Regions from separate parts of the Mus musculus genome. Here region 1 is linked to region 2. A link is a loop called in an ENCODE intact Hi-C map of the cell type or tissue named here. Cell type or tissue: left cerebral cortex. All regions are shown on one strand. Links, peaks and the distances in the headings refer to the core of each region. The heading gives the core; the rest is flanking DNA.

What was found. Hi-C counts contacts between places; a loop is a spot of excess contacts. Peaks named below come from ENCODE experiments on the same cell type or tissue, not always from the same donor. Only the 100,000 strongest peaks of a DNase experiment are listed, where the experiment ranks them.
Region 1: a loop joins it to region 2, with 4 times the contacts of the local background. A loop is called at or near these places in 5 of 42 quality-filtered maps.

Annotation. Positions count from the first base shown.
Region 1 is chr14:13,943,570-13,959,014 of GRCm38, reverse strand. It overlaps Gm11100 (predicted gene 11100), which reads right to left. Exons shown (of 5, transcript NM_001370907.1): 3 at 15,340-15,445; 4 at 11,110-11,223; 5 at 9,457-10,720. The coding sequence ends at 10,520. It overlaps Thoc7 (THO complex 7), which reads left to right. Exons shown (of 8, transcript NM_025435.3): 2 at 4,359-4,476; 3 at 5,477-5,604; 4 at 5,853-5,939; 5 at 7,752-7,809; 6 at 8,650-8,716; 7 at 8,814-8,883; 8 at 9,688-10,003. The coding sequence ends at 9,755. Among named protein-coding and RNA genes, the nearest start is that of Thoc7, 10 kb to the left of the region's middle. In left cerebral cortex, for the core only: a CTCF peak has its summit at 8,416 (motif pointing right); a DNase peak (open chromatin) is centred at 8,425.
Region 2 is chr14:14,094,661-14,110,105 of GRCm38, reverse strand. It overlaps Atxn7 (ataxin 7), which reads right to left. Exons shown (of 12, transcript NM_139227.4): 8 at 14,505-14,749; 9 at 14,208-14,406; 10 at 13,791-13,912; 11 at 9,205-10,171; 12 at 2,804-6,799. The coding sequence ends at 6,782. Among named protein-coding and RNA genes, the nearest start is that of Psmd6, 19 kb to the left of the region's middle. In left cerebral cortex, for the core only: no CTCF peak of the experiment used is centred there; a DNase peak (open chromatin) is centred at 5,678.

The DNA of each region.
Region 1 (15,445 bases), core at 4,767-12,766, 150 kb after region 2:
AGGACTGCTCAGATGCGGGAGCTCAGAGGTTATCTTAGGTTTCTGACTTGGACGATTCTGTGCCTTGCTCCAAAAGAGGACTGGATTCTGCTGGTGAGAGAAGGAAACTTGAGCCCCTAGTCCTTGGAGGCCAGAGGAAGCCCCACTTTACATTTACAAGCTTCTCCCCTTTGTGGAGGTTACCCAGCTTCTTTGAGACTCAATTTTCTGCATTGATGAAGAAACAATAAAAGCTACCTTGGAGTGGTGTTTTGAAAATGAAATGTAGTAAAAGTTATAAAGGACTTTGTACTGAATCAAATACATACTAAAGTTTAGTAAATATTCCTAAACACAGAAGTTGTTTGCTAACCTCTTTCCACTTCTCTATGTAACCTCTTTCCACTTCTCTATGGAGAAGTGTGTCTCTATTAAGTGCCCCTTCCTTTGCTTTGGGGGAAGAAAATTGAACTGCAGTCAGTTTTAAATAAGCCATCAGCAAATATGAGGTGCAAGGTTCAGGGGAAGGTTAGAGGGAGAGATGCTGGAACATAGATATCAGTAACATGTGTGTCACTATGTGTATATGCATGTTACTAGGGGTTGAACCAAGAGCCCTTTGCATGCTAAGCAAGTAATCTACCACTGAGCTAAGCCACATCCCCAGCACTGGGCATCATAGGTGAGAAAATGGAATGGACTGATAAAGAGCCAGTCAAATTCTACCTCCTCTGAGGTGTATGTCCTTCTAACTAGACACCTCAGTGTGCTGAATGGGTGCTAATTCTACACCAAAAGTGCAAGGCTTCCCATTCTCAGAATTCACTCACATCTTGTGTACAAATTGCTCACACCTTTTGTACGAGTAATTGTTGCTGTGATAATGAAAATAAGTGCTAGTCTTTGTTAGTGTTTAATTGAGTTGATCTTAATTTAATTGATCTTTAGAAGACCTCTGTAGGCATCAAACCCAATTACAAAATAGTGCAGTCAGTCTGGGTGTGGTGACTCACGCCTCCTATCCCAGCACTCCAGACGTAAAGGCTGAATGGTGTCTGTGAGTTCAAGGGCCACCAAGACGACACAGAGAGACTCTGGTCAGTCAGTCATGGTACCTCAGCCCTGTAACAGCCATTAGGAGACTAAGGCAGAGCCAGGATAGTCCGAGCTACCAGAGGAGGTTAAGTTGGTTGGGGCTATTGATTTGGTTTATTTGACTTGTGCACATTTTGCAAAACCTTTATAAATAGTAATACTACATTCTTATGTAATGATGCACAGAACTTAAAGTGTACAGCTGGCATGGTCACAAAGCATAGTTTAAATATTTTTAGTTACCAGACTTAATATTGGAGGTATTTAGTCCCTCTCTGTTTCCTTCTGCATTTATGTTTGACATCCCAGGTGGGTGATGAGAACTGGACTCGGGTCCTCAGGAAGAGCAGTGAGCATTCTTAACCACTGAACTGTCTCCAGCCCAAGGTGTGCCTTTCCTTCCAGCACTTGACAGACCGAAGCAGACAACTTCTGGGAGTTTGAAGCCAGCAAATTTCAGGGCAAGACCTTGTCCCAAAATGTGTGTGTGACAGAAGTGTGTGTGAGAGTGTGTGTGTGTGTACTCAGAAATTCTGCATTTTAATCTCTTTAAGGACTATGTCTTATTTACCTTGATCTCTTCAAGTTGTTTGGTAATTAAAGCTTGAAAACATTAGTATTTTTAAAACACATTTAGATGATCAGATAAATCTGTACTTTGAACAACGTTTCAAAGAAAGCTATTCTAAAGGTTTCTGCTAAGGGTGTCCTTTGGGCCTGTCCCCACTGCACTCGTGCTTACACCCTTATGCTTTCACAGTGGAGCTCTTGTCAGAGACTTTGCTGTTGACGCATGGAGGATCTCCAGGAGTATTCATCCTTTACATTTGTATTCAAAGCATAATGAACTGAGTTTAAAAGAACGTGAAAACCCAGAAGGTAAACAAAAATGATAAAACAGTATCTAAGAAAATCATCTCTCATTTCCATCTGTAATCTGCTTATCAGAAACAATCATTAATATTGTTCATTACCTGTGATTATCTCCAGAGATATTTTCTGAATTTTTTTTTTCTACACATTGGACAACATCCTCTGCTTCTCAGAAGTTACTTTAATTATCTAAAGAGGTTGTTTTGGCATTATCCTCCTAATATTATTTGAATGCATCATAATTTAACAAGCCTCAATGTTTAGGTCTGTAGTCATTGTACTGCAAACAACACTGCTAAAAACATCTCTTTACTTGACTCTAGCTGCATATGTATCAAAAGATGGCCTAGTCGGCCATCACTGGAAAGAGAGGCCCATTGGACACACAAACTTTATATGCCCCAGTACAGGGTAACGCCAGGGCCAAAAAGGGGGAGTGGGTGGGGAGGGGAGTGGGGGTGGGTGGGTATGGGGGACTTTTGGTATAGCATTGGAAATGTAAATGAGCTAAATACCTAATAAAAAATGGAAAAAAAAAAAGAATAAATGTTAGAGGCATTACTATCAAAAAAAAAAAAAAAACAAAAACAAAAACATCTCTTTATGTCTGTTGTGCATGGTGCTGCATATCCGTAATTCCAGCCTCTGCTGCAGTTTCAGAGTAAGCTCCTCCTCAGCATAGAGAGAGCCTGGGTCAAAACTCAAAATACTTTTTCTGGGGGCAGGATATAAGTATACCCCTTTCAAGCATGATTAACTGTACCCACGTCTGCATATGTAGCATGATTAACTGTATCCACACCTACACGTGTAGCATGATTAACTGTATCCACGTCTGCATATGTAGCATGATTAACTGTATCCATGTCTACAGGTGTAGCATGATTAACTGTATCCACGCCTACACGTGTAACATGATTAACTGTATCCACGTCTGCATATGTAACATGATTAACTGTATCCACGTCTACACGTGTAACATGACTAACTGTATCCACGTCTGCATGTGTAACATGATTAACTGTATCCACGCCTACACGTGTAACATGATTAACTGTATCCACGTCTACACGTGTAACATGATTAACTGTGTCCACGTCTGCATATGTAACATGATTAACTGTATCCACGCCTACATGTGTAACATGATTAACTGTATCCACTTCTACACGTGTAACATGATTAACTGTATCCATGTCTACACGTGTAACGTGATTAACTGTATCCACGCCTACATGTGTAACATGATTAACTGTATCCACGTGTACACGTGTAACAGTAAGTACAGTGATGGAAGTCTTGGCAATAGTTTGATTACTGAGTTATGATCTGGTAGAAGGAAATGATTTTTCTCCATTTTCATTTGCCTTTGTGATTGTAGCCCAGCACTACTTGGTTCTGGTAAGAACACTAGCTCAGGGGCTCGAGAGATGGTTAAGAGCACTGACTGCTCTTCCAGAGGCCCTGAGTTCAATTCCTAGCAACCACATGGTGGCTAACAACCATCTGTAATGGGATTCGATGCCCCCTTCTGGTATGCCTGAAGACAGTGACCATGTATGCACTCACATACATTAAGTACATACATGCATACATACATACATACTACACACACACACACACACATTAGCTCAGGCTGGTTGAACCCCATTTGTTCTCAGCATCATTTTGCACTACTTTTATGTTCTATTTTCTCTTTGCATTGGTGTAAAAAATGAGACCCGGAAGTCAGGCTCATACCTGTTATCCCATCTTGTGGCAGCAGAGGCTGCACAGTGAACTGCAGGTCAGCCTGCACTGGCTCTCAGAAAGGATGAGACAGTGTTGTTTTGGAGTGTTTAACAAGGAAATTGTGTTACTTCATGAATCTTTTCCTTTTTCTCTGCCCTGTTACTCTTTTTTGTAACTTGATACTACATGGAAGGAAACTTTCTCAGTTCTTTCTGTCAGTGCCTTACTTAGCTGAAGATCTGCACAGTTCTGGCTTCCTTTACTTTAGACAGCTTTTTTTTCTTCTTTTCATTTTTTTTTCTTTTTTTGCTTCAAAAGTAGTTCTCTTAACAATTATTGACTTAGCCTTTCTGATATACCTGAAAATTTCCTCTCAACAACCCATAGAATGCCAATTGTGAGGGTAGAGTTTTACCTAAGACCTCAGCCCCTAGGACAGGCAGATATACCTTGGACAATCACTTTTCTTTGAAGAGAAAAATAGAAGAAAGATTTTTAATTGTGTCAAGATGCACGTAAAATTTATCATTTTTGTGTTCACCTCAACTGATGGCATTAAATGTATTTATTTTTCAGTAATTTTCTTTTCATTGAGCAAATGAGTAGTTATATACTGTTGTCTTGAGAGTTGCTCAGAACCAAATATTCGTTTTAATTCTCATTCATCTTTTTTCCTCCAGACGAAGTTATACGGAAACGTCTTCTGATTGATGGAGATGGTGCTGGGGATGATCGGAGAATTAATCTCCTCGTGAAAAGCTTCATTAAATGGTGCAACTCTGGATCCCAAGAGGAAGGGTACTTTATTCCACTGACGCTTCTGTATCAGTATCCTGGTGGAACTTTATTAAGGCCATGTTAAATAGTTCAATTTACCTTATCTGTCCAGTGCGGCCACCTCTAGACTGATCAGAAGTTTGGTTTATTTATTTGTTTGTTTTTGTTTTTTTTTTTTTTGTTTTTTCTGTTCTTCTATTTGGAGGTCTCCTTTATGTTTGTATAATATGCAGATAGGACATTAGTAAAAGAAGAAATGAAGGCTTAATAATTTGATTACTTTTAGCAAAGGAAGGTTTTTTCTTTGTTAAGTTAAATTTAAGTTGCTGCAAAATAATTATATACTAATAATTACATACTGTATTAGTTAGGGTTTTACTGCTGTGCACAGACACCATGACCAAGGCAAGTCTTATAAAAACAACATTTAATTGGGGCTGGCTTACAGGTTCAGAGGTTCAGATCATTATCATCAAGGTGGGAGCATGGCAGCATCCAGGCAGGCATGGTGCAGGAGGAGCTGAGAGTTCTATGTCTTCATCCAAAGGCTGCTAGTGGAAGACTGACTTCCAGGCAACTAGCATGAGAATATTAAGCCCACACCCACAGTGACACACCTATTCCAACCAGGCCACACCTCCAGATGGTGCCACTCCCTGGTCAGAGAATATACAAACCATCACACATTCTAATAATTACATACTAATTTTATACTAATTTTGCTGGATTTACTTTCTGCTTAAGTATGAAAATGATGAGAACAGAATTCTGAAGAAACTCTTAGTCAAAATATAGTTGGGGTTTAATATAGTTGGATTTAAGATGCAGACGAATGCTTAGATGAGATGAGCACAGTAGTCTCATTTTGCCTTTGTAACCAGAACAACTTATAAATTCACTTACAGCATTCTAGCAAAGAAAATAGTAAGAGTAGATGTTCTAAGCTGTTCTAAGTTAAGCAATTTTGTCAGAACTTGGTTTAGTGTACAATTCCTTTTGATTCCCTTTTTCTTTTTCATAGGTATAGCCAGTACCAACGCATGCTGAGCACTCTGTCCCAGTGTGAATTTTCAATGGGCAAAACATTGCTGGTATATGATATGAATCTCAGAGAAATGGAAAATTATGAAAAAATATACAAAGAAATAGGTAAACATAGTAATTCTTTCTGGAATTGTATTTTTGTGGTTTAAAGCTATCTGATAACAATATGTGGATTAAAGTAAAATATCAGTAATTAAGAGTCAGCTGTCAGCAGCCACAGTGTTGAATAATAACATGCAGCACTTCGTGTTGTAGATATTTTTAGAATGCCATTGTCTATTGTGTTATCAGTGGAATGTCTATTTAAAAGCACAGATTATATATGTTATTATAACTATCTTTTTTAAAAATAGAATGTAGTATTGCTGGAGCACATGAAAAAATTGCTGAGTGTAAAAAGCAGATTCTTCAAGCAAAACGAATACGAAAAAATCGACAAGGTAAGAATTTGAAGGATTTAGGTTGCAGATATTTTATTCCTGATTTCAAGTTACATAAAGTTTTTAATATTGAAAAGTAAATTCTGCAACATGAATCAGTTTACAGAAAATACAATTACACTTATACTTAGATCTCTGTTACTTAACATAGAGAAGGCAAGGTGTGATGAAAAAGATTTTATTCTGATGAGTTTTATTGTTTATCCAAGAATATTTCAGTATTTTTTACTATCTATAGATTTTTTTCCTAAGCAGTGTTACAGTTAATCTCCAAATGTGAACAATATGACAGACTGAGGTGTTTATTTGCTAGTTTAATGAAACTACTTTCAGAAAAAGAAAATGGAAAAGAAATTTAACTTTTTATTATTCACAAAGCAAACAAATGTTATCTACAGAATTACCTAATAAAAGTTAAAGTGAAGAGACAGCAAGTTGGCCCAGTGGGCAAGAACACTTGCCACCAAGCGTGACGCCCTGAGCTTAAGCCCTAAGACCCACGTGGTAGAAGAAGAGAAGTGAGTCCCTCACTGTGCCATAGCCCTCCAACACACAGATATATAAAATAAAATAAACATATGTAATTTTAATGTCATACATGTGTCTCTGTACAGCGGAGAGCAGGTGCCCATGGAGGCCATCTCATCCCTGGATTTGAGGCAGTTGTGAACTACACATGAGTGCTGAAAACTAAATTGGGTTCTGTAACACATTAGTATATCCTCTTAACTACTGAGCCATCTCTCTAGCCCTGGATTTTTTTTTTTTTTTTTGGTTTTCTGAGACAGGGTTTCTCTGTAGCCCTGGCTGTCCTGGAATCACTCTGTAGACCAGGCTGGCCTCGAACTCAAAAATCCACCTGCCTCTGCCTCCCAAGTGCTGGGATTAAAGGCATGCGCCACCACTGCCAAGTGGAAATTAATAGTAGGAATATTGCGCCTATTACATGAATTGGGCAAAGATAAAGAGCAGTGTTTGAAGTGTTTGTTATGGCACATCCTTGAACTGCCATCACTTGGCTAAGGCATGCAGGTTACAGATTCTAGGTCAGCCTGGGTTCGGTGGAAACCTACCTCTCATCAATCAATCAATCAGTGAGTATCATAATTGGGTCTAGTAGAAACTTAGCTCTAAATTAAATAGGTAGACAGATGAAAGAGAAAGGAAGACAGACAAACAGACAGAATAACCATGACAGTATTGTGAAAAACTAAACAGAAATAGAAAATGCTGTTATTTGATAAATGTGAGGTTTTATAGCTTAGATTCATAGAATCTAAGATTTATGAAACTGGTCCAGAAAGATGTATTTTCTTCGTTTGTTTTGACGAGGGTGTGAGGAAGTTAAGAACTTTTGAATCAGTCATTTGATGGTGATCCTAAGTCTTGTGTGCACTGCTGCCCACTTCTCATTCTGTCACATGACTGGAACACCGGAAGTGAGAGTGAGGACCCCTGCTTGGGACATGAGGTCATTATGACATACTTATGACTGAATTGAGGGATTTGCTTTGCTTTGGTTTGTTTTCTTGCTTTTGCTTTGTTTTTTGGTCTTTTTCAAGACAGGATGTTTCTGTGTAATTTTTCCTGGCTGTCCTAAAACTTGCTATTTATTTAGATCAGGCTAGCCTGGAGCGAACAGATCCAGTGGCCTCTGCCTCACAAGTGCTGGGATCAAAGGCATGTGCAAAGACCACATTATTCTCATTTCCTTAAGAAAGTGAATAAGAGTTATTTTCATTTACACATTTCTTTTTGATAACCCAGGTTTAAAAAGTGCCTTAATTTGGCAAATATTTTCTTGTCTTTCAGAATATGACGCTTTGGCCAAAGTGATCCAGCATCACCCAGACAGGCATGAGACACTGAAGTGAGTGTAGAGCTTTACCGGGAGCTGGCCTTCAAACACAGTGCTGAAGAACTACACTGCACACTACCTTCTCAGATAAACACCACCACCCAGAGGGAGGATCACCCTTTAGTATCACATGGTCTTGCGCTGCCTTACCATCTCCGGGTCACTCCCTATTGGTTCAGAACATGTGTGGAATGTACCCCCAGAGGAAATGGATATGTGTATTTTATTCTCTTACGATAACAGAGTATTGAATACCAATAAAGATTATGCTACATGCACATCTTTAAAACCACTGAAGATACACAAACAGTAAACAACAAAAAAAAAAGACACTAATGAAAAGACACTTTCTGAAACATCATTTATGAAAATTAAAAACTCCGTCAAATATTTTATACTAATACTGTATATTATTTAGAGATACAAATAGATATGTCTAAAATAAATTATGAAATTATATTATTTTGTTATTTTAAAATTTGTATCTATAATATAATTTAGGAGCTAGGAAATCATCCTCAGTTTCAAAATCTTGGATTCCTTTTTTTTTTTAATGGGTGTTATGCATACATATATATGTATGGGTGCCACTTGCATGCCTGGTGCCCATGGCAGCCAGGAGAGGGCAGCAGATCCCTGTGACTAGAGTCACAGACAGTTGTGAGCCACTGTGTGGGTATTAGGAATAGAAAGAACCTTGGTCTTCTGAAGTAGAAGCAAGTGCTCTTAAGTGCTGAGCCATCTCTCAAAACCCTTTTATTTACAGAATATTATTTTGTGGCCAAAATACTATTTAAGTTTTCCCTTAAGTAGCAAAATATGACATTGTTTTGTTTTATTTTGTCCCCCTAGGGAGCTAGAGGCTCTGGGCAAAGAATTAGAGCATCTCTCACATATTAAAGAAAGTGTTGAAGATAAGGTATTTGAATATATATGTTAGCCTCTACATGTTTGTTTGTATGTGTGTATGTGTATTTAGAGACAAACTTATATAAGTTGTTTTCTTCTTAACACAGCTGGAATTGAGACGGAAACAATTTCACGTTCTTCTTAGTACCATCCATGAACTTCAACAGACATTGGAGAGTAAGTGAAAAAACATTCCAAAGTTACTGCCTATGGAGATTTTAAATGATTGGGGAATCCTTTGCTGAGAGAGTCTACCTCCAGAATCGAGTGGTATATCTGGATGGCATTAGAAAACCCTCATCTGTTGAACTTTATATATACAAACAGAAGAGCAATGATTTTTTTTGTGGTCATTTGTGCTTTGCATATATGTCTAGTAATAAGAAAACTTCAAGCTGAGCGTGGTGGCGCACGCCTTTAATCCCAGCGCTTGGGAGGCAGAGGCAGGCGGATTTCTCAGTTCAAGGCCAGCCTGGTCTACAAAGTGAGTTCCAGGACAGCCAGGGCTATACAGAGAAACCCTGTCTCGAAAAACAAAACAAAACAAACAAAAAAAAGAAAACCTTAAGAGTAATGGGGACAGGGTCAGACTACAGTAAGTCATTGGTGTGCTAGGCGCTGCCTGCATGCTTAGCAAATGGGGGCACATTGAGAAAAAGACTTGAACTTTCTTGTGACTGTAACTAAGTAGAATTTTCTGTGTTCTCTGATGTCTGATTGTTTGGTTTTTTTTTTTTTGTTTTTTTTTTTAATCAGGCTAAGACCTAGATTTTAGTTCTTTGGTTTTAATGAAATCTATCACACAAATTATATGCTCTTAATAATATGTAAAAATAATCAACTATAACAATTACGTTGTGGGGGTTGCGCAGGGGCTGCATACATAACCATATTTGCTAATGCAAAATAAAACTTCTCATGCATTACTAGGCACAAAATGTAGGTGACATGGAGTAAGGTTCTGTGTCTTCTTAACTACAGATGATGACAAGCTGTCAGAGGTGGATGAAGCTCAAGAAAGCACCATGGAAGCAGACCCTAAGCCATAGATGGACTGACCGTCGCCATTTACAGGGACAGCGAATAGCTGCATGGGCTTCCTGGGTTCAGTGTGTTGTACTTTTGGGATATTTCAACTTCAGCATTGAAGTACTTTGCTTTCAAGTATTCATGTGTCGTTCATATTTCTTCACAGAACGGAAATGTATCCCATATATATGTATTTTTTAAATACATTTTTATCCTTAAACATAGAAATCAGCATCTGAAAATATTTAATAAAATGTCTCAAGGTGGATCTTTGTGCTCATTCAAAACTCTAGGTAACTGCTAACACTTGCCTTAGCGAACCAGGTAAGGATTATCTAAGATGGCGTTTGGGATACACATGAGAAAATGAATAGATTTCTAGAAGATGTTAGTAAAACTTGAGAAAATGGAGTCCATGAGTAGGCCTTAGAGGGCCATGATGAGTACTTATGGCGTGGGTCTATTGTAGGGGAAGCTTTCACACTGTTAAGAATGGCTGTCGTATGAAATCAGTCCATCTGTGTTGCTTTTCTACAGCTCTCTCTTAGTCCTTGAGGAATGTGGTTGGTAAATGCTTCTTCTATCATTTTGTTTTAAAGAATCTTTTTAAAAAATACTTCTTTGGGAGCATGCATACATGGTACATATGTTTGCATGCTTATGTGTGAGGGCGTGCACCTGCTGTAGCATGTGGCTAGATTCAGATGGTAGCGTTGGCTGCTGCTTGTCTACCCTGTTTGAGGCAGGGTCCCTCCCCTTGGTAGCTGAGCTGTGTACTGGGAACTCAGCAGCAGCAGCAGCAGGTGCATGGGAAGCATGCTCGTCGCAGCTTATACTTCCTCGTGGTTCTCTTGGAAAGCCTTTGGAATTGCTTCGAAGACTGAAGGATCTCAGCCCCTAGAAACTCACACTGCTTAAGCTCAGCGTGCCTTTGTTCCAGAAGCTTCATGGATTTGTCAGTCACTGTTTCTATGAGGTCATCCACCTATGATAGACACAAAGAGACAAAGAAATGAAACTGCTGAAAGCAAAGATGTGCTTGTTTTTTCTGAGAGTGCCAAAGGAGAATTCTAATTCAGCTTATAGCAAACAGAGCTTGAAAACAGATTTACCACACAGGGGTTAAGACGACCTCATTTCTGCTCAAGCCTGTGTGTGCCTTGTGTTAATGGAATTCGTTTAATATGACTCAGTGTCATCCTAGTTCTCCTTAGCAGTCCCTTCCCCACTCTCAGACACCCCCCACTGACATTAAGTATCTCTTAATGGTACTTGTTAATTAGGTACCACGCCTTGCTGTCTTGCAGGGCAAGATGTTCAGTTAAGCCTGGCCTTGGGAGCTTCTGAGACAGAAAAGGCGAGTCTGCCCACTACCTGCATTTGAAGCTTGCCTACGGTCAGCTCTGATTTCTGGAGAATGGCTTCCATGCTCCGCTTCTTCTTTTTAAGTGCTGGGAAGTGTGGTCTCTTTTTTGATGAATATTGTGCCTATTGTCAAAATGCAAAACATGCCATTAAGATATGTGTCAGTTCTGCACTAGCAACCAGTAGCCCCCCTCGGACATTCTCTTGATAAGTCATTGTTTGCCAGGTAACAGTTGAAATTCATATTCATATTCTCTGCACACCCTGTATTTCCTTTGTGCCCAGAGTACTCTTTAAAGAGTTCTATAGGATGCAGAGAAATGAGATTATTTGGTTCATAAGGATAGACAGTGTCAGGGAAAAAAGCAAGTCATTGGAAAAGACAACAGTTTGTTCAGCCTGCAGAACACATTGCACACTGGGTTGACACGGGCCATTGCCACAAAAAAACTCATTACACTGAATCCAGTTTTCAGTTTTTCTTGTGTCTCTGGGTTTTCTTACCTCCATGGCAGTCCAGAAATAAAGAAGCCTTGCCTGGATTCTTCTTGACCATGCTTGGCACTTTACCCCTGTCCCTGGTTTACTGATTACAAGTACCTGCCCCAATAACATCACTGTGGGAACTCATTCCTGGGTGCTGAAACCTGCTGGCCCCTCTCTCCATTCCCCTTGTACTTGATCAGCTGTGCAGAAAGTGGTTCTGAGGTCATGTTTAGGCCCTACACTTTGAAAGCCTCAGAGCCATCATTGAGTGCCTGCTAGTTGACCCACACTGAACTTGCCCTGATCCATCTAAAGATCCCATTTGGGTCTTTGGGTTTTTATTTTGACTCCAGATTTTGCCATATAAGCCCAAGCAAGCCTGGAACTTACCATGTGCCCCAGTCTGGGTACACATGCACACACACACACACACACACACACGTCTCCTGAGTGCCAGGAGTAGAGGTATGCACCGCATCATGCTAAGTACGATTCTAAAGCATCTACGGTAATTGGTGGTTACTAAGTGTTGCTGTGCTTTCCCAGGATAATTATTGCAAAGTTAGGTGCTGAGTCAACCAGGTTGAGTGAGGATGAGTGGCCCGAACAGAACAGGCCTTCTGTAGAGAGCATCTCTACAACCCTACAAGTTTCTGTTTCTGAAGCTTCCTGTTTTCCAAAGGAAGTTTCAAAAGGAACATTTTTATTTGAAATGTCCGACTTTTAAAATCTGGGCAAGTGATTCATACATAATTTTGGGAGCATTCTGAGGGCTAGTTAAAACCCTATATAACCAAGTGCTAACCTCTGATAAAATACAAAACCAAGCTGGGTGTTACTTTTGGTACCTAGAAATCCTTAATTATAGCGAAAAATTTTCATCTTCCTGCCACTGCCATTTATACAATGAGAAGACTCCCCTGTAATCTGTAAACCCAGGAATAGCCTAGAACATAGAGGCACCTGATAACTCAGAAGCAAAATTCAAAACTACTATTGTGTACTAAGAGTGACAGTCAAGAGTATTTGATGGAAACTTCTGCCCCTCTGCAAGGGTAGAACTGTTTATCTGTGGTTTACTGTACAAAACGACACTAGCTACATGTGGTTATTGGTACTTCAGTGGCTATTGTAACTGAGAAACTAGAACTTTTGGGCTTTTTGATATCATTTTTCTGTGAAGCCCTGGCTGTCCTGGAACTCTCTGTAGACCAGGCTGGCCTCCAACTCAGAAATCTGCCAGCCTCTCCCTCCTGGGATTAAAGGTGTGTGTTGCCATCACCACCCCATCTGAGAAACTACATATTTAATTCCATCCATTCAAATTAGTATTGTCACAGGTGGCTATCACACTGTACACTTAATACACAGTATTTAACAATGGAGCTGGGAGGGAGGAGGAGTTTGGCTCATTGATCCAGTATGTGATCGTTATGTGTTAGGCATGAATTCAATTCCCAGAACCACAAAAAAGAAAAAAGAAAGAAAGAAAGAAAACAAAAATGGGAGAAACTATGAATGGGAGCACTCAGCCTTTATTGGAAGCCTGACTCTCCCCCTCACTTTCATCAATTAATAAAGTCCCAGAGTCATCCATAAAGTGAGGCAGTATGACTGCCTGCCTTAGAGAACTGCAGCCATTTTCTGAGTTGAATTTTTTAAGCAATTAGAACACCCTGGGCCTGGTAGTGATGGTGCACACCTTTAATCCCAGCACTCTGGAGGCAGAGGCAGGTGGATTTCTGAGTTCAAGGTCAGCCTGGTATACACAGTGAGTTCCAGGACAACCAGGGCTATACAGAGAAACCCTGTCTAAAAAAAAATAAAATAAAGTACAAAACCAAGTTGGGTGTAATGTCATACACTTTTTCTGTGAATTTGAGACCAGCCTTGTCTGCATAATGAGTTCAGAACCAGCCAGGACTGTATAGTGAGACCCTGTCTAGAAATAAATAATAACATGAGAAAAATACTAGGCCTTAATCTGAACACCTTGGTCTCATATTCTCCAAAGATAAGGGTCAGCCGTATGGATCTGTGGGGACAGGTACCCCGAAGCCTGAGGACCTAAGTTAGAGCCCCCAAGACTCATGGTAAAAGGAGAGAGACAGATAAGGAAAACTTTTCACATGTTGTACAAAGCCCCGTCACAAATAAACATGTAATAAAAATAAAATACCTGGGTGTGGTGGTACCTGGGAGGCAGAGGCAGGCAGACCACTGAGTTTGAGCCCACTCTGGTCAACAGAATGAGTTCCAAGCTAGCCAGGAACTCAAGAAAACCCTATCCTAAAGGAAAGAAAAACAAAACAACAACAAAAAACAAAACAAAAAGATATCCTTCGTTTAGATTCCGGCTCATCCAATTTTTAAAAATTTTTTATTTTATGTCCATTGCTGTGCCTGCATATATGGCTGTGTGAAGGTGTCAGATACGCTGGGACTGGCACAGTTATGAGCTGCCTTGTGGGTGTAATTGGGCAACACCACCATGCACATAGCATCTAGGTCAGCCACATTCCTACTGTGTGACCTCAACTTTTGAACAATTCATTGAGTATTCACAAAGGTCCAAATTAATGTAGGGCAGACTGGAAGAGCTGAATAATTTGAACTCAGAAGTAGAAAGATCTGATCTGGAAATTACCCTTATTGTACCTTAAATTCTTGGAAGCACAAGCAGAGGGTGCACGGGGTTACTCTGGGTGAATGAAGTTAGAAAATGGTTTTGTCAAGACACAGTGTGGTGGTGTAATATCCAAAATAAGTTCAAGACCACCTAGCCCCTTCCCCTCCTAAGGGACTTTCAGAAACATAACAGTCAAAATGACTGAGTCTACAGCTGCCAAAACAAAATGAACTGTTCTCAGAAAAATAACCATAACAAGATAGCAGCTCCCAGAGAAATCACCTTACCTCGCCCCACACTGAATTCTGAGAAACAAAAACCACAAGCCACCTTGACCTTGTCGATAGTTGTGACGTTAATAGCTGACCCATAAGTTCAAAATGTACTATTACTTTGCTGACCAAGTCATAATAACCTACCATGGGGGCAAACAAAGTGAGTCACTAGGCCAAAGGTAGTCACTATGCAAACCAACCAATGCCTGAAAAGGCTACTTGCTACACCAATTAGAATGAACCAGCTATGTTGTTTCCCAAATCTGCCCCTTACAAGGTATATAAAGTGTGTTCTTTCTTTGTTCTGGGTCTCTCCTCTGGCATGTGTGCTGAGAGGAGGGTCCCCAACATGTTGGATCAATAAAAATCCTCATGCAGTTTGCATCAATGATGGTCTCTGTGGTTTTTGTGTGTGAGGGTCTTTTGACAAACTCCAACAGTGGTTTAAATAGGTTTGGCCCCCATAGACTCCTATATTTAAATGCTTGGCTCACAGGGAGTGACATTATTAGGTGTGTCCTTGTTGGAATGGGTGTGGCCTTCTTAGGGGAAGTCCGTCACTGTGGGTATGGGCTGTGAGATCCAATGTTCAAGCTCCGGCCAATGCAGAGGAGATCCTGGCTGCCTTTGGATCAATATGTAGAATTCTCAGTTCCTTCTCCAGCACTTTCTCTGCCATGCTTCCTGCCATGATAATGGACTGAACCTCTAAAACTATAAGCTAGCCCCAATTAAATGCTGTCCTTTATAAGAGTTGCTTTGGTCATGGTGTCTCTTCACAGCAATGAAGACACCCAGAGAAACCAATTTATGTAGGTCTTTCGAAGCAAGTTGATGCTAGCACCTTACCTTCTGCAGCCCTGAAGGAAGTGATGTCACAGATAATCGCTTGGTGGTTCTCTTGGCGCGGAGAAGCCCATTTCCTCCAGTTACCTCTTCTGTCTCTGCTTCTACA
Region 2 (15,445 bases), core at 2,454-10,453:
CTAGAGCAGTGTAAGGACAGGTCTCTGCAAATAACATGGTGATGGTTTTGTGTTCACCATTTGCATGGATACAAAACTGGAGGCCCTGTTAAATAGTTTAAGATTACTTAGAAATTCTGAATAAACTCTTCAAGTTTCAGCTTAGAGCTGAAAACCAAAATCCAACTCTTTTTTTTTTTTAAACATTTGTGTGTGTGTGTGTGCACAAATGGGCACGTGAGTGTGCCACATATATATGGGGTGCCCCCAGGAGGCCTGTGGTAAGTACTAGAATTGGAATTACAGGGGGTTATGAGTTCTGGGAACTAAACTTAGCTGAGCCCTCTAACCCCTGACACCTCTGAAATATGGCTACAAGACATGAAAAAAACAGTTCCACCCCACATTAAGCAGACATGGCCAGTTCTAGGCCCAGCTCCCTATGACTGGGCCATCTTACTCCTAGAGAAATTCATCTTTGATTCTATTTTATAATCTCTGGAAAATATTGAGGTTCATTTTACTCTACAGACGTCTAAAGTCCAGATCCACTTTGAAACATGCTTCTGTGAAGAATGTCAACAGAAGCGGAAGTCGTCTAAACCAATGCCATGAAACTGACCAAGAGTTTTAACAACTAACAGTTTACACACTGCAACAAACCTAAGTTTGACTATACAGACTAATCCTTCCTGGCTTTGATAGTCTTTCTTTTGATTTTTACATTTTAAATACTGATGCCACTACAGGAATTCCTGCATTATGTCCCACAGAAAACTAAGGCTGGGAAAGCAAAGGAGGCATTCAGTGTCACACACTTACATGCTGATCACGAGTTGCATGGACCTTTTTAGATGTATTCTAAGGGAAAAAAAAAATAAGGCCACCACACAATTTTTAAGCAATCATGGCTAGTTTTTTAATCATAAGCAAGTGTGGTAGAGTAACTGATTCAGTGTCAAGCTAAGTTGTATGTATTCATGCCCAGATTCTAGACCTGGCCCATTTTGGCGAGTTTGTTTTCCCTGTATGTGAAGATGTGACGTCACCAACCTGTGTTAAAAAAAATGAGCCAAGTATTTCTTTAACCTCTAATTAAAATCTGTTTTTCCCCAGTACATTCGCCATTTCTACTGCCAATGTCATTCTGTGCACGCCATGCCTTCTGCGCAGGTTACAGGTGAAAACTCAAAAATCTCATCAACTTAACTAGACATCAAGGTCTTTGGAAGATCTCCAGAATTAGTCTCCCGCTTAGCAGAGGAAGGAACTCAGCAGTGCTTACCTGGGTCATAGCAGCAGCTTTGCAATTTACTTCTGCCCCAAACTCCTGCCAATTCTCTCTGCAGCAGCTTCTGGGGGGAACTGGCAGGGATGGATATTTTCAAAAGTATTCATAGTATTTGAGGTTCCTCTCCTGGGAGAATTTTACTTTGCCCGATGGGGCACCATGAGACTAAGTTTCCACTTTAGCCCAGGAGCTTTGGCTGTATTAAATGAGGGTAACAAGGACCAATAACCAGCTTTACAAAACCAACACCTTAGTGAACTGCTTGCAGCAACAAGAACATCAAGAGTTTCTTAGACCAGAAAGAGACTAGTTTAAGAGACCGCTTTTGAAAATTTATTACATTCTGTGTATAAGAGAGAACATGCATGCTTGCTATGGTACATGTGTCGACAGCTTGGAGGAGTCTATAAATCTATAATGTATATCATAGGGATCAAACTCAAGTCTTCAGGTTTGGCAACAAGTACCTGTTCCCAGTGGGTCACCTTGCAGCCCCATGGACAGCCTTTTGATTAGGAACTGTAAAGTAAAAACCTGTTTGAAGAGCCTAACAAGGTCAGAAATAGGGAAGAGTATTTGTCTTTGACTTCCGGGCTGCTGCAATAACCTAGGTGTCAGATGCACAGACCCAGGAAGAATCTCTGGGCTTCAATGGTTATCTGCAAGTCAGTATGAACTTGTTCTTTATGTTCCTGAGAATAAAGGGTCATGACAGCAACAATCTCACAGCTCCATCCGTGTCTTCTATGCAGCAAGTTTCATGAATAATCTCCCACATTTCATCTTACCTTTATCCTGTTTGTACTTTCATCCATTGCTGCCAGTAAGATCCCATATGGCAAGATCCAAAACTGCTACCTCTGCCCCTTGAGATGGCTTCTTACCATCCAGGGCGGATGACTTGCAAAGAGGCAGTAAGAAAGCCCCCTGCCCCCTTTTTATGGCCCAAGACAGTGATGTGTCCACAAGGAGATTTGTCACTGGATCATCGTGTTAAGCCATCAGAGAAGGAAGTTCATGAGGCACTGAGGGGTCAGTCCAGTTTGGCTAATTCATATATAAATGAGTTGCTTCCTTTAAGCAACAACCAAAAAAATTTTTAAATGATTTTTTATAGATACAATTAATGTACCTTGAATATAACTAAAGTGCATTTGTATGTATAGTAAGTGGAGAGAATTTAAAAAAAAAATCAAAGACTGTATGAGCTCCAGATTTAAAACCTCTCTAGCAGGTAAAAATGTGCTGAAAATTTGTCAAATTCACAAATGAGCAGGCTGAAGCCGAATGCTGTCTTTGTACTACCAACTCCTCCCTTTCCTGCACATACAGAGTCAGGCCAGGATACAACACTGTCTTGCTTACATGGGGACCGATTTCAGCCAAGGCAGAGCTCTCTGCCCAAGAATGGGAACACTGTAAGGTCTCAAGAGAACTGAGACTCTAGTAGAGGGAAGGAAAAGCAAAGGGTGCCTGATGAAAAGCTGATGGGAAAGGTACTAGACAAGGCAGAAACGCATGCAGCCAGCCGTATTTATTGACAAGTCCTAATTTTATTGCCCATTTAGTAACAAACTAATTTCTCATAAAGCAAAACACAACTTTTTCTTATAAATAGTATAAATTATTTTATTTACAGAAACTTGTTATAAAACAAATAGACTATATATTTCTTCTCCTTTAAATATCCAAAGTCATTTTCTACGCTTGACATTTGTTCATTTCTACACAGCAGCCACACACAGTCCAGCTGAGACGCTCTGGATTATGGGTACACATGGATCAAACTAGCCACACATTTTAACACAGGAGATTGCTTTAATGAACAAGCTCAAAAAAAAAGTTCCTTTCAAGGCCCTGCATTCACTGACAGTATGTAGTGCTCACCTAAGTGATCTGAAGAACGTACAATGTCTTACATAAGATGTAAAAATGATTACTCTCTTAAACAGTAAAACGTTCAACAATCACTTTTCAAAGCCTAACTTCCCCAACCCAGGACAGCATGGAGACATGAAGAAGTCCATTGGCAACAGAACTCTTACAGGAAGACAGCTGCCTTTATAAGTTACTTTTTTGTTTTTCAAATTAAAACATTTTTTCAATGTTCTCAGAGGTACTTCTTGTATTTTTTAATACAAAATATTTTAAATATCCTATCTTAAACTGTGAATAACAAAACAGTTGCTGGCTGACAACAGTTTATAACCCTTGGTGGCACTGGGTAGTCCATTGCCAGTTAAATTACTGTGAACCAAAAGGTCTCAATTTTAAAATACCTTATAAAAATCACCAGTCTTGGTGGCTTTTAACTTCTTCCCTAAAACTTTAAGAAATAATATTTAGGTGGAAAAAGCAAACTCCAAAAGTTCAACTCAGCATTCAAGTCTTTAAAGATGTCTGTCTGAGCTTAAACTAGGTTCAGGCACTTTCAGTGTGTTTTGTTTGTTTCCTCATTAGTTTTAAACCACATCATATACTAATAACACGGGTGTGCTCAGAGAGCAAGCGGGCAAGTGGGAACACTCACTGCCCCCTTCTCTCTCTCCTCTCTCTCATACACACACACACACACACACACACACACACACACACACTCACACACTCACTAAACAAGGAAAAGCAGTGTGTCACTTAGCTCCATGTAGTCTATTTGGAAATCAGGCAGCAGAGACGCCGTGCCCGCTTCATCTGTATAAAACCACTCCCAAGACACTAAAAGGGACAGCGACTCCCACACAACAGAGGCATCCCTTAACTGTAAAGGAGGCAGGTTCTAAACTACTGGCTTGGCAGTGAACCACTTCAAATTATAAAAAGGTATTTATTTTTATTAATTAATAAATAAATACTAGATGATCTCAATTGTACCAAAACAGGATATCAGAAAAAAAGACCTGTGCAAAAATACTTATTTAAATATGTACAATTCATTTTTAACAAAATATGTCTTCTGAAATAGGGATACTTCCATATTTATAATAGAACAAGAAATTCCAAAATAAAGATACAAAAGTAGGTTTTTTTATAATTCTTTGTTCATCATTGCAGCACTTTTATTTTATTTTTTATTTTTTATTTTATTTTTTGTAGTTTAAGAAAACTGCAGAAGCTGTTATGAATTCTATTGGAAAGAATATAAAAAATTATGGTGGTTTTAAATTGACACCGAACGAAGTCTGTCTAGAAATAACCCAAGCACTGCAAATTTGTTTTTTGCAAGTTAAGATTAAATTCAAAAAAATATTTGTACTCCCATATTTTAAATGGTCTTAATTGTTCATCATCATAAAAAGTAGTTGTCAGAGAAAATAAAATATTTGAACAGTCTAAACTTTAGTAGCACTGTTTAGAATATGTCTGTTTGTGGCAGGCAAAATCCAAAAAATGGCTTTTCCTAATCCGGAGGCTCTGTGTGTTTCCTGGAGATATAATGAAGTTCAATTAAAGTCCCAGTCTAAGGAATCAAATTATAACACTCATTAACCTAAGTATCTACTTTATTCTGAATAAACTTCCTATTGTGGCTCCTATTCACATCTTTTGGAACATCTGTCTATAAATTCCATCATTAAAAGCAACTTTGTTTATAACCATCAAGTCCCGGCTCTGAAAATAAATCTTCCCCATACCCCATTGCACTTGTCATCGAGTAATGACTGTGTGAGCTTGGATTCCCTCTCCTCCTTGCCCAGCACTAGGAGAGACAACCAGATGAGCCTCCTAACTTCCACACTGGCCCATCTGGGCTCTCTCCTCAGAGCTGCTCTAGTATCATCTTTAAAACAAACATTCACTGACTGACTGCATAATAAGTGAATAAGATTTTGTTTTCCCTTCCTTAAAAAATTCAACATTTCCATTAATTTACAGTTAAAGTATCTGCATAAAGTCTTTGTGTTCTTACATAATAAGAGTAAATGTAGCAATTCACATTATTAGGCTGGTAACCAAGTATGTATTCATTCTACCTGCTGTTGACTGAAATTCCCTGAATCTCAAGTTTGTAATCTAAGAACTGTAGAGAAAGGCTATGCCCAGACACTGGCCAGGACAGGGCTAGGAGCCTTGGGGGCTGTCCTGTAGGCCACTCTGCTGTACTCTTCCTAAGCCCGAGGACTCGGTCCTCTGAGCAGGAGGTGTTACAGTGGCCGGCCCTAAATCATGCCCAAGTTCACTGGCAGACGTCTTTTCAAGCAATGTGTTAACACATTAAACATTCTTTGGGAGTGGGGCACTGAGAAATCTTAAGGAGGGCGTTAAGCCTCACTAAAGGAAGACAGATGGCTGTCACTGTCACAACAGAGAAGGGTGAGCACTAGTAAACACCCCCCCTTCTGCGAGCTGCTTCTCTCCGTGGCACGCACCCTTTCTCGGGGATCCCCACCTCAGCCCACCTGCATTCAAACAACCAGCGACTGGACTGGCAGGAAGCCGGGACAGACACACGGCAGGCAGCAGGCCTGGAAGCACAGACTCACACTTACTTCTTCAAACACTAAGTCAAAGAGGAAGTGGGAGTAATGCCTTGGAAATTTTAAGGACATGATAATAACTTTTAAAAAGGCAAATCTCAAAAAGCAGACCGAGTAAGACAATGACCCAATCTGACACACTGATCAACACAATCACAGCAGCGAGACAAGTCAGGCTCTTTGGAAATCCTACAAATTTTGCCTCACTTGAAAATTTTCTCACCTCCCTGAATCCAGTGTCCCAGTTGGCTTTTCATCACCAACTGCTTTCCTTGTCTCTCTTTCCATTTTTCTTTTCTTCATTCTTCCTTTTTCTTTCTCTCTTTCTATCACACATGCTTTTGTACCATAAAAACTAAGCTTCTGAGATCCTTTAAACTTAATATCCAGGCGTCAGCAGCTTCGAGCCAGTCCTCACGTCTGAAGAACTTGATAAGCTTCTCATCCCAAATTAACTGAAAAGGTGCGGGGCTACTATGTCATGACGCACTGACCAACAAACATCTCAGTGTACTATTCCTCAACAGCGCTATAAAACTCTAAAGCCAGGTATCCTCTAGGAGGCTCTCAGGATGCAGCTCACTCCCCTTTCCTTGGAGGCCTTCAGTCTCCAGTTAAGGTGCCTACCTTCTGGAGCCTGACTGACAGATGGCAAAGAAAAAGGAAGGCAAGGCTACAGAAATGATCCTCCCCAGCCAATCTACTTCAAGAGTGACTCCATGATATGCTCCAAATGAAAAAACAAAACAAAACACAATACAAACACAAACTTCTCACGGATTGGGAGCAAGCAGTCCAGACCACTTTAACACTGAGAGCAATCCGGTGGCTGAGGTGATCCAGTGTTCTTTACCTGTACTCACTGCTACAGACACAGCTTCGGGAAATCCTTGTCAAACAGCCAGAGGTTACCCTGAAGGCCCACAGGAGTTAGAAAAAGAGACTCAAAGGCATCGTGGAGTCCAGAGTGCTGAGCAGAGGCGTAGCTTGTCTTCAAAAATGTCTGGATTATTCCTTCCAGTGGTACTGTCAGCTGTCAGGGTCGTGCCTTTGGCTTTCAAAACAGAGGGATGAGGAGATACATAAGTAAGTGGCTGGATGCAGTGCTCCCGACTCTACACCAGGGTATCATCCCGTACCTAAGCTCCCTGACCTGCTGGGGTCGGGGAAAGCCATTACAGGACCAGCCTGAAGCTTTGTTTTTCAAAAAACAAAAACAAAACCAAAAACAAACGGGCAACAAGAGGCCGCTGTGTGGAGGTCTAGCCCTCCGGTTTCCTTCTAATCTAAGGTGGAATTTTTTGTTTGTTTTCATTTTTTAAACTTGTGTCCTTGAAGGTATTCTAGGCTGTTAATTCAGAAAACTCGATGTGCTAACACACAGGTCTGGAGGTCTAAACCCAAGGCACTGCTTACAGCATAGGGAGAGAACTCTGGCCTTCCCACGGGGTAATTTAAAATCTAGAAGCCAAGCAAGAACGGATTTGCAGGCCAGGGAGGGGCTACACACTGCTATGTTGTGGGCTCTGTACTTCACTTCTCTGTTCAGAGACTAGCCAATCCAAGCACAAGTATCCTCCACAAGAGATAGCAAACTTGTGATTTCTACTTCTCTACAAAAAGTGTTTATTTTGTTTTCTGACAGGGTCTCTCTGTGTAGCCCTGAGAGACCTGCTTGCTTCTGTCTCTAGAATGCTGGGATTTAATACATGTGCCATCATGCCGTTTTAGGGATAGCATTCTTTAAAGTACTTTTAAGTCATGAGTTCTGAGATTTGTATGCAGCTGTAAGATTCCTCCCACTGACAGATAAAGTTGAAAAACAGCTTGTAAGGTTCACATATGTCCTCTGATTGGAAGCCACAGGGTTCCTAGGATTTGTGAAGTATAATAATAAAAACAAAAACAAAAACATCCTCAACAGAGGAAATCTTTCTACAATGTAATCTTGAGCTGAGATTGATTTTCAGAACCTAAATTTAAAGACCACCTGGTCTTCTTGGAGACGAGCTCCAACCCTATCATAACAGGCAGAAGGAAAACACTTTGGGATCATGACCCAAATTGTCCAACAGGTACGTAAGCTGTAGCTGACTTTTAAAATGGGGGGGTGGGGGTGGTAAAGAGAAAATTCACATGTGAGCGCAGCTCTGCAATTTCTCTTTAAACTGGCGACAAGACAGGAAAGAGCTGCTACATACCCGTGGGACAATACCCATGCCCACCCTCCCTAAGCACTGTTAGTCCCTGCTGTCTAGAACGACCACCTCAACCTTCAGCATTCCCATCAGTTACCTGTGAGGAGAAGTAAGGTGAACACAAGTGTAACGGTCTACATGAAGGTGGGGTACAATGCTGCCCCCTCTCCTGGGAGGATACTACACTCAGAGGCAGTTCTGAGGGATGAGTATATTGTTTCTTGCTGTGTTTGTACTTCTGCTACATGAATCATAACTATGAGTAACTACAAAACACACTAAGAGCAAAGTTCATATTTGCAATAAGGCCAACACAAGCAGCCAGTTTGAAAATAAGTAGCTATCTCCCCCAGTAATTCTGACATTATCAATTCACATAAATACTAAAAAAAGTAAATTACAATAGGAAGTGCCTTCTTATTTTCTGAAAAATCCCTAAGCAGTTAAATTCTGAGGATGAGGAAAAGGGAAAATAACATAAAAGAGAGCCTCACTTTTTAAGTCAGGGCTCTGGGGTGCTGCTTCTGCAATTCCTGTTCGTAAGCAAGGAGAGAAGATATCCTGATGGATGAAATAACAGGATGAGAGATGAGCTGGAAGTGGTGCAAAAGAGGCTGGAACACAGAACTGTGTGACTGACAGTCAGAAGGAGCCAATGGAAAGCCAGGAACAGACAAGACACAGCACAAGAAGTCACGACTACTCTGAACCCAGTTAGCCACCTCCCGCTCATGGGAAGCACGATACTGTCTTCTAAGTATGCACTCGGAACAGGCGTCAAGCTCCAGCCACGCCGGCACTAATCTTCTCCCCTAACTCTCTTGAAAATAGAAAGGGGTGCGAGTTAACCAGAATGCCTGGAACTGCTCAAGAGGAGACGCATCCTAAGGTTGGTTTGTTGGTTTGTTTGTTTGTTTTGTTGTCTTAAGTCATTGTTGCTTACTACGTCAGTTTGACTTCAGCCTGGAATGTCTGTGCAGACAGACAATGCTCTCTGCCTCCATCTCTAACAGCATCAGGATATTGCCTCTCTGCATAACCTTTCCTGCTTGACGCTTACTCAGGAACACTGTTGCAAGGCATTGGACATTCGGAGGAGATTCCCCTTCACACGGACATGGGCTCTCCTCTGTTAAAGATTACCACGAAAGCTGGGCATCCATTATAGGCAAACCAACCAACCCAACCAGAATTTTCAGAACTGGCCAAAGTCCCCAAGAAAGAGGCAACAAACACGTCCAGATCAGAGTCCACTTCCTACCTGATGGAGGAGGGAATTGTTCGTCAATCCTTGTGCCCCTGAGATGTTGCCTGTGTGTTTCATGTGGACGTTGTTCATAGCTGGCAACTTGGCAACCTTTGTGGGTTTGCTGCCACTGTTGCCAACAGTGCTAGAGCCTGGAGAGCACTTTCTTTTCTTCCCTATGAGTTTGTCTAGAGGAGTGTGTGAGTGTGGGTTGACAGGCAGTTCACTAGCCTGGTGGATGAATGGGCCGAGAGAGAGAGTGGAGTCGCTGCTGTTCACCATTACACTCATCCTCTTGATGGGCTCTGCAGAGCTCACACCAGCGGGACCCCGCCCTGCCTGCTCATGCCGGAGGCTCACCGAGTGTGTTTTATTTGTCACACAGTTGAGGCCGATGCTGTGGGAAGATGGTGCTGTTGACAGGTATGGAGTCCCAGAGTGAGCCACACAGTTTTTCCTAAAAGAGTTCACGGAATGAGAAGAGGAGGAGGAGGAGGATGACGAAGAGGAGGAAGAAGGAACTAACAGTGGGGAACTGTTTTTGCGTTTCTTTCCTGAGCCACCACTGGTACTGCTACTGGCATTGTGACAGTTAGTGCTGAGAGCAGAAGATTCCTTGGGCCTTATAGACTTGCTAGGTTTCCATTTCTGAGGTTTTCTGGACAGAGGGGAAGAGGGGACGGAAGAGAGGCCCGAGGGCGTGGAGGGGGGTGAGGATGAAGCCGACACTTGTCTGGACTGCACACTGCACACAGGGTCCATCGCCCCAGAACCAGCAGGCTGTGCATTTAGCGTCGTTCCATGAGCTGGTACCGATTTGCTATTTGGGGAGATGCAGGTGGACGACAGCAGGACTGGAGGCGCGGAGACAGTGGTTGCTGCTAAGTAGCTGATCCCACCTTGTGATGTCGGCACAGAATTTGTCCGGTGAGGAACACGGGCAGAAACAGGTGATGTGGTACAGGGCACTGGTGGGATTTTCCTGTAAAAAGGAGATATGATGGGTGAGAATTACCAAAGCTGGTCACACATACTTCCCATAATCACAGCTGCCATGAATGGTTTTGGATGGGCACCCCTTTATATTTGGTATTGAGAAACATATTCTCACCAAGATCAATCAATCTAAAAACACAGACTCAGTCCTGATGGATTGCTCCTTCCAGTTCTTTATGCTTCCTGGGGAACGTGGAAGCATACTCTGTCTATGTAGAGTTCACACGCTACAACCCTAGCTTCAGACCTCCACTGCTGACACTTAGCAAGCACTCTTTCTTAAGCCTCAAGCACAAGCCACAATGAAAGAACTCTCAACTCATCACGTGAAGAAGTCTGCACTGAACACCATGCCTTGCTTGCATCTGTCTAAGGCCCCTGGTGATAGACTTTGTAGACCTGGAAATGACTTTTAATATGTGACTGTAAATCATCTACTCCTTTTCAGATGTTGTAACAGACGTCTTATGTACCATTTACCCATACGGCCTAGAATCTAGTATCCAAACACTGTAAGGATTCAAGCAAGAACGAGTTACTTCATCAACAGGCAGATTGTGACTACCGGCCAGGACACTGCACAGGAGACAAATCCAAAGCAGACTTGTTTGAGTGTTATAACAAAGTATTTTGTTCATAACGCCTGGGCAAAGTACTCAGTAGGGGATGAGAAACCTATCTGGAGAGTCAAACACAGGAGCTCTCCCTTTTATTTTAACTCTGAGTTTAAAAAAAAAAAAAATTTAAAAAATGTGACAGCCTAAAAGAACAAGAAAACCTAGAAAGCCTGATAGTAGCATTAAAGCTCAGGTGGTAACAGCTGGACAGAGGTGCAAGCCATGATCCCAACCACTCGAAAGCTTGACGATGCCATCTCAGGAGCCAAGTAATGATCCTTATGATACAGGAAATTTCAAGAGAGTACACAGACCTTAGTCAATTTTCAGATCTCTCTAACAGACTGCAATGTGGATCCCACGATAAGAAGCCTGGCTCTATCCTTGTGAGACACACAAGTATTGCTTGAGAGGTTTGTAACAATGTGAATTCCTAGAATCAGTATCTCCACAAGGTACCCAGGCTAGCTCTCAAGAGTAGGTTGCTAACTGAATGCAGTTCCGGCTACGGCCACTAGGTGGATCGTGGGACTCAAGAGTAGGTTGCTTACTGGATGCAGTAACTGACGATAGCCACTGGGTGGCTCGTGAGGCTGAGATTTAAAAACCAGGCCTTCTGAAATCCTGGGGGGAAATTCTTCCTCCACAGGCAGCATCTGAACGTCTTGAAACAATATAACTGCTTTCTCTTTTTAAAGGCTCTAAAAAGCTAAGTAAATATATTCAAGAAAATAACAGAGTACTCTATGTGGAGACAGGGGAACTGACATTCTGAACTGTAAAAATACCTTTCGGTGACACCCCAGGCCATTCCCAGACCAATACAGGGCTAGGGTGCACAGAAGTCACAGGAGCTTGAGATGGCTTTTGAGTCACGGCAATGCTCCAGAAAAAGCATTGGTCAAACTCCACAATTGCGCAGAGTACCCAGGAGCTACAGGGGATGTGTTTTAGGTTCACCTTCTGTCTCTACTGACACCCGTTTACTGGAATAAGCAACTAAAGGGTAACGGGACAAGAATGCTGCTTTAAATAGGGCAGTTCCTGTTTGGGTGAAAGGTGCTAAGCTCACCCAGTATATGAAGGTCTGTGGGGACAAGCTGCCTAGAAATCAACTTACAGAGCTCCTGCCTGGGAGAGCTGTGTCCCAATCCATATGCCTATCTGCCTGCCTCAAGACTGTTGTATCTGCTCATCACTGAAACACACATCTTCCCCATTGCTGCGATGATTTCTCAAAACAGGCCATGGAGCTAGAGATGTATGTAACTCAGTTGGGCAGAGCATACATAAGGCTGGGTTTTGACCCACAGCACCACATAAAACCAGCCATGGTGCGCCTGCAATGCCAGCACCCAAGAGGTAGATACTGGGAAAGCATAAAATCAAGGTCACTTGTGGCCTCATGACAAGACGGTGGCTTAAACACATAAGGCAGAGAGTTCATGCTACTGAGCAGGGGGTGGATAAGGAGGTGGTCATCCTTGACAGAGCATGCCAAAGCAGGCAGCCCAATCAACCTTGGAAGCCTGCTTTTCCAGAAGTTCACGGCATTTGTGCACACAGCCACTAGGAACCAAAACCACTTCCGCTCCTCCACTGACTGTGGAGCTCATCAGAGCAGGGAAGGGTCCCAGTGCAAGAAGGAGCGCTGTCTCTACATCCAGGGGAAGCAGAAGGAAGGAAGCAGACCCATGCTGCTGCCCTGAGTCCTACCTGCCAAGTGCACAGACCCAGGTCCTGTCAACAGTCGTGGAAATAAAACTTCTTCACCAGACAGTAAGGCACCAACCATCTGTACCTGACTATCAGGAAGCCAAACCATGAAAGCAAACGGCCTCACTATGCCCACTCTAGAGGTACTGGGCAGCGGTGGTTCTTGGATGTACAGGGAAAGACTTGAGAGTCCCCTGCAATCAAATATCTCACTGAACACAAGCTTTCCCAAAATATTCTTTTAAAAGACATTCCTGGGCGAAAGAGCTTTAGAAATGATCTTCCGTATACAAAAATATCTCCTGCTTTGACAGTTGCAAAATGTGTTTGAGAAGTGTTGTATAAAAATGAGCTTACTGGAAATGATGAATTCAAGTTTTGTGGCCAAGGATCCCCTTCTATTTCTTACAATCTATTTAGTAAACACTGGGATACACAGTACTATACAAGATGTTTCAAAGGTGGGGTGATACAGCTAAGCGATAAATACTTAGCTATTCTGCCCAAGACCCTGCATTCCATTCCAGGATACCAAAACCCAAAACCTCCAAGGTGGGAAGTTGCTCCAAGCTCCCAACTCTTCTCCTTAAAATGTTACCCAAGTTACTGCTACTGCACCCAGAGTGCCAGGACCTCCTGGTGTTCTGGGTTTTGTCATATACTTACTTTTTCTCTCTCAGTCATCATCTTTTCTGACTAGGTACACACTGGTTTCTCCTCCTGAAAGTCAATACTGCTTACTCCCTAGTGACAGCTCTTCCAGACCCATTCAGCTCAGAAAAGCTTTCTGTGACTCAAATAGCCTGTTGTCTGTCCACCTCAGCTCTCACTGGAAACAGAACCTAGTGGCTCCACCGCTAACCTGTTGTGTGACTAAAAAATAACAAGGAGAAAAGGGTAATTATAGTCAAGTAGCAAAGACTTGTGGGAATAGTAGTCTCTAGCATGTAGCTAGCTCCCAGAAGGTATCAGTGACAACTGTTTTTTTATTCCAGTATCTTTCTTCTTTCAGATTTTTATTTCCCTACATACGATGAGGTCGGTACACATGGAGTTCTTTCAACTAAACTCTTGTACCCAGAACAAGACGCAGTTACTGAAAGGGTAAATGAGTGTATTACAGAATAGTTACTTTCTTTCTACACTTAGCCAATGCCGTTTCCCATGTAGATAAGCATGTCATACAGTCTTAAAAACACACCTTGAGGCAGTCAAGGACATCCATTGCTGGGGCAGGTCAGCTCCCGCCCATGCCCGCAACAGAAGACTTACTTCCATAGCTGTGCATTCAGATGCTTCTCTACCATGAGGTTGAGGGCACAGCGAAGCCGGTTCCACCTGGAGTCAAACACATAATAACCTCTTCCAATCTGCCGGCTCCCAAATGTGCAAAACTGAAAGAGAACACAGAGTATATTCGTGTCACCTCTACTGCCAGCACAGAGGTCCAGGTTCTTTCATGTTCAAGAAAGGAACAAAATGCCAGAGAAAAGGCAGGGCCAAAACGCCTCAAGTGCCAGAAGCTACACATCATGGCAAGAGCAGTGCCTGCGACAGTTTTGGGGAAAAGAAGAAAAAGAATGTGAGGCACAGCCACAGCCAGGTCTCTGCACCCGTCAGAGCCCTGCCCATGCGAGAGGTTCAATGAGGAGGCCACTGTAGGTGGATGCAGGGGGATGAACAGCTCACCGATGCTGGCTGAGGGTGACGACCTGAATAGTGACAGTCCAGTTTCTCAACAGACTCTTCTCTGTCATCGCCTTCACCCTCCTCACTGGATAACCGAGAAGCTGGCTCAGTGGCAGGCAAGGGCGGGTGTGGAGACTCCTGGCCTGGAGGAGGGTCAATGGGGGTACTTCCTCCTTGCTGAGCTGGGCAGCCTGGAGGCCTGAGTGAGTGAACAATGCAGCAGCACTCAGAACAGACAGCACGACCTCCTCCTCAGCAGCTTTAATCCGCACACATCGCACAGGGTCGCAGTCTTACCTTGGAAGACTAGGGGTCTGAGGTTTCGGCTTACTAGCTAAGAAAGGCTTTGACTCTGCAGGAAGCTGCGGCTCCTGTGGCGTCCGGGGAGGGGTGGGATGCGGGTCCCTGAGTGGATGTGGCACTTGCTGAGAGTCATGGCGAATCAGCTCCTTCTCCCTGGCTTTGTTTTTGTGCTCAGCTAATAACACATCAAATCGTTTTCTTCTACCCTGAACAGCTCTCCGCTGGGTTAAGGAATGTGTCTACAAAGAGCAACACACACAGACAAAACCAAGCAGTTTCACTCTAAGTTCAAGGTGCTGTATATCCCCAAACATCTCCCCACTAAAAAAGCAACCTAGAGCTTTGCAAAATGTCCACTTTAGTAAATGGAAATCTTGTCTCTGGACTCACATTTTCTAGTTGTTGGACAGGGCACAGAAATGAGTTTCAAGCAGAGCTACTTACTCATTCAGGCTCTAATGAATTTCATTTAAAAATAAGATGATTTAAAAATTGTGATTATGCCGGGCGTGGTAGCACAGGCCTTTAATCCCAGCACTCGGAAGGCAGAGGCAGAGGCAGAGGCAGGCGGATTTCTGAGTTCGAGACCATCCTGGTCTACAAAGACAGCCAGGGTTATACAGAGAAATCCTGTCTCGAAAATCCAAAATAAATAAATAAATAAAAATAAATAAAATAAAATTGTGATTATTAATTTAAAATCACATGTTGGTAAAGTATTCTTTTAGTAACTAAGAACAAAAATTAAACATAACTGCTTTTCTCTATTCGAATAAAATAGGTGTAAAGAGAGATGGGAGCTCAGAGTATTGTAGAAACAGTCTTGGGAAGCCAGGAAAGACTAGAGAAAAGGAACTCAAGGCAGAAAGAAAAAGAACCATAGACAAGAGACAGAAGTCCAGTAAATACCTGAAAAATATTCAGCACTGTTTGTC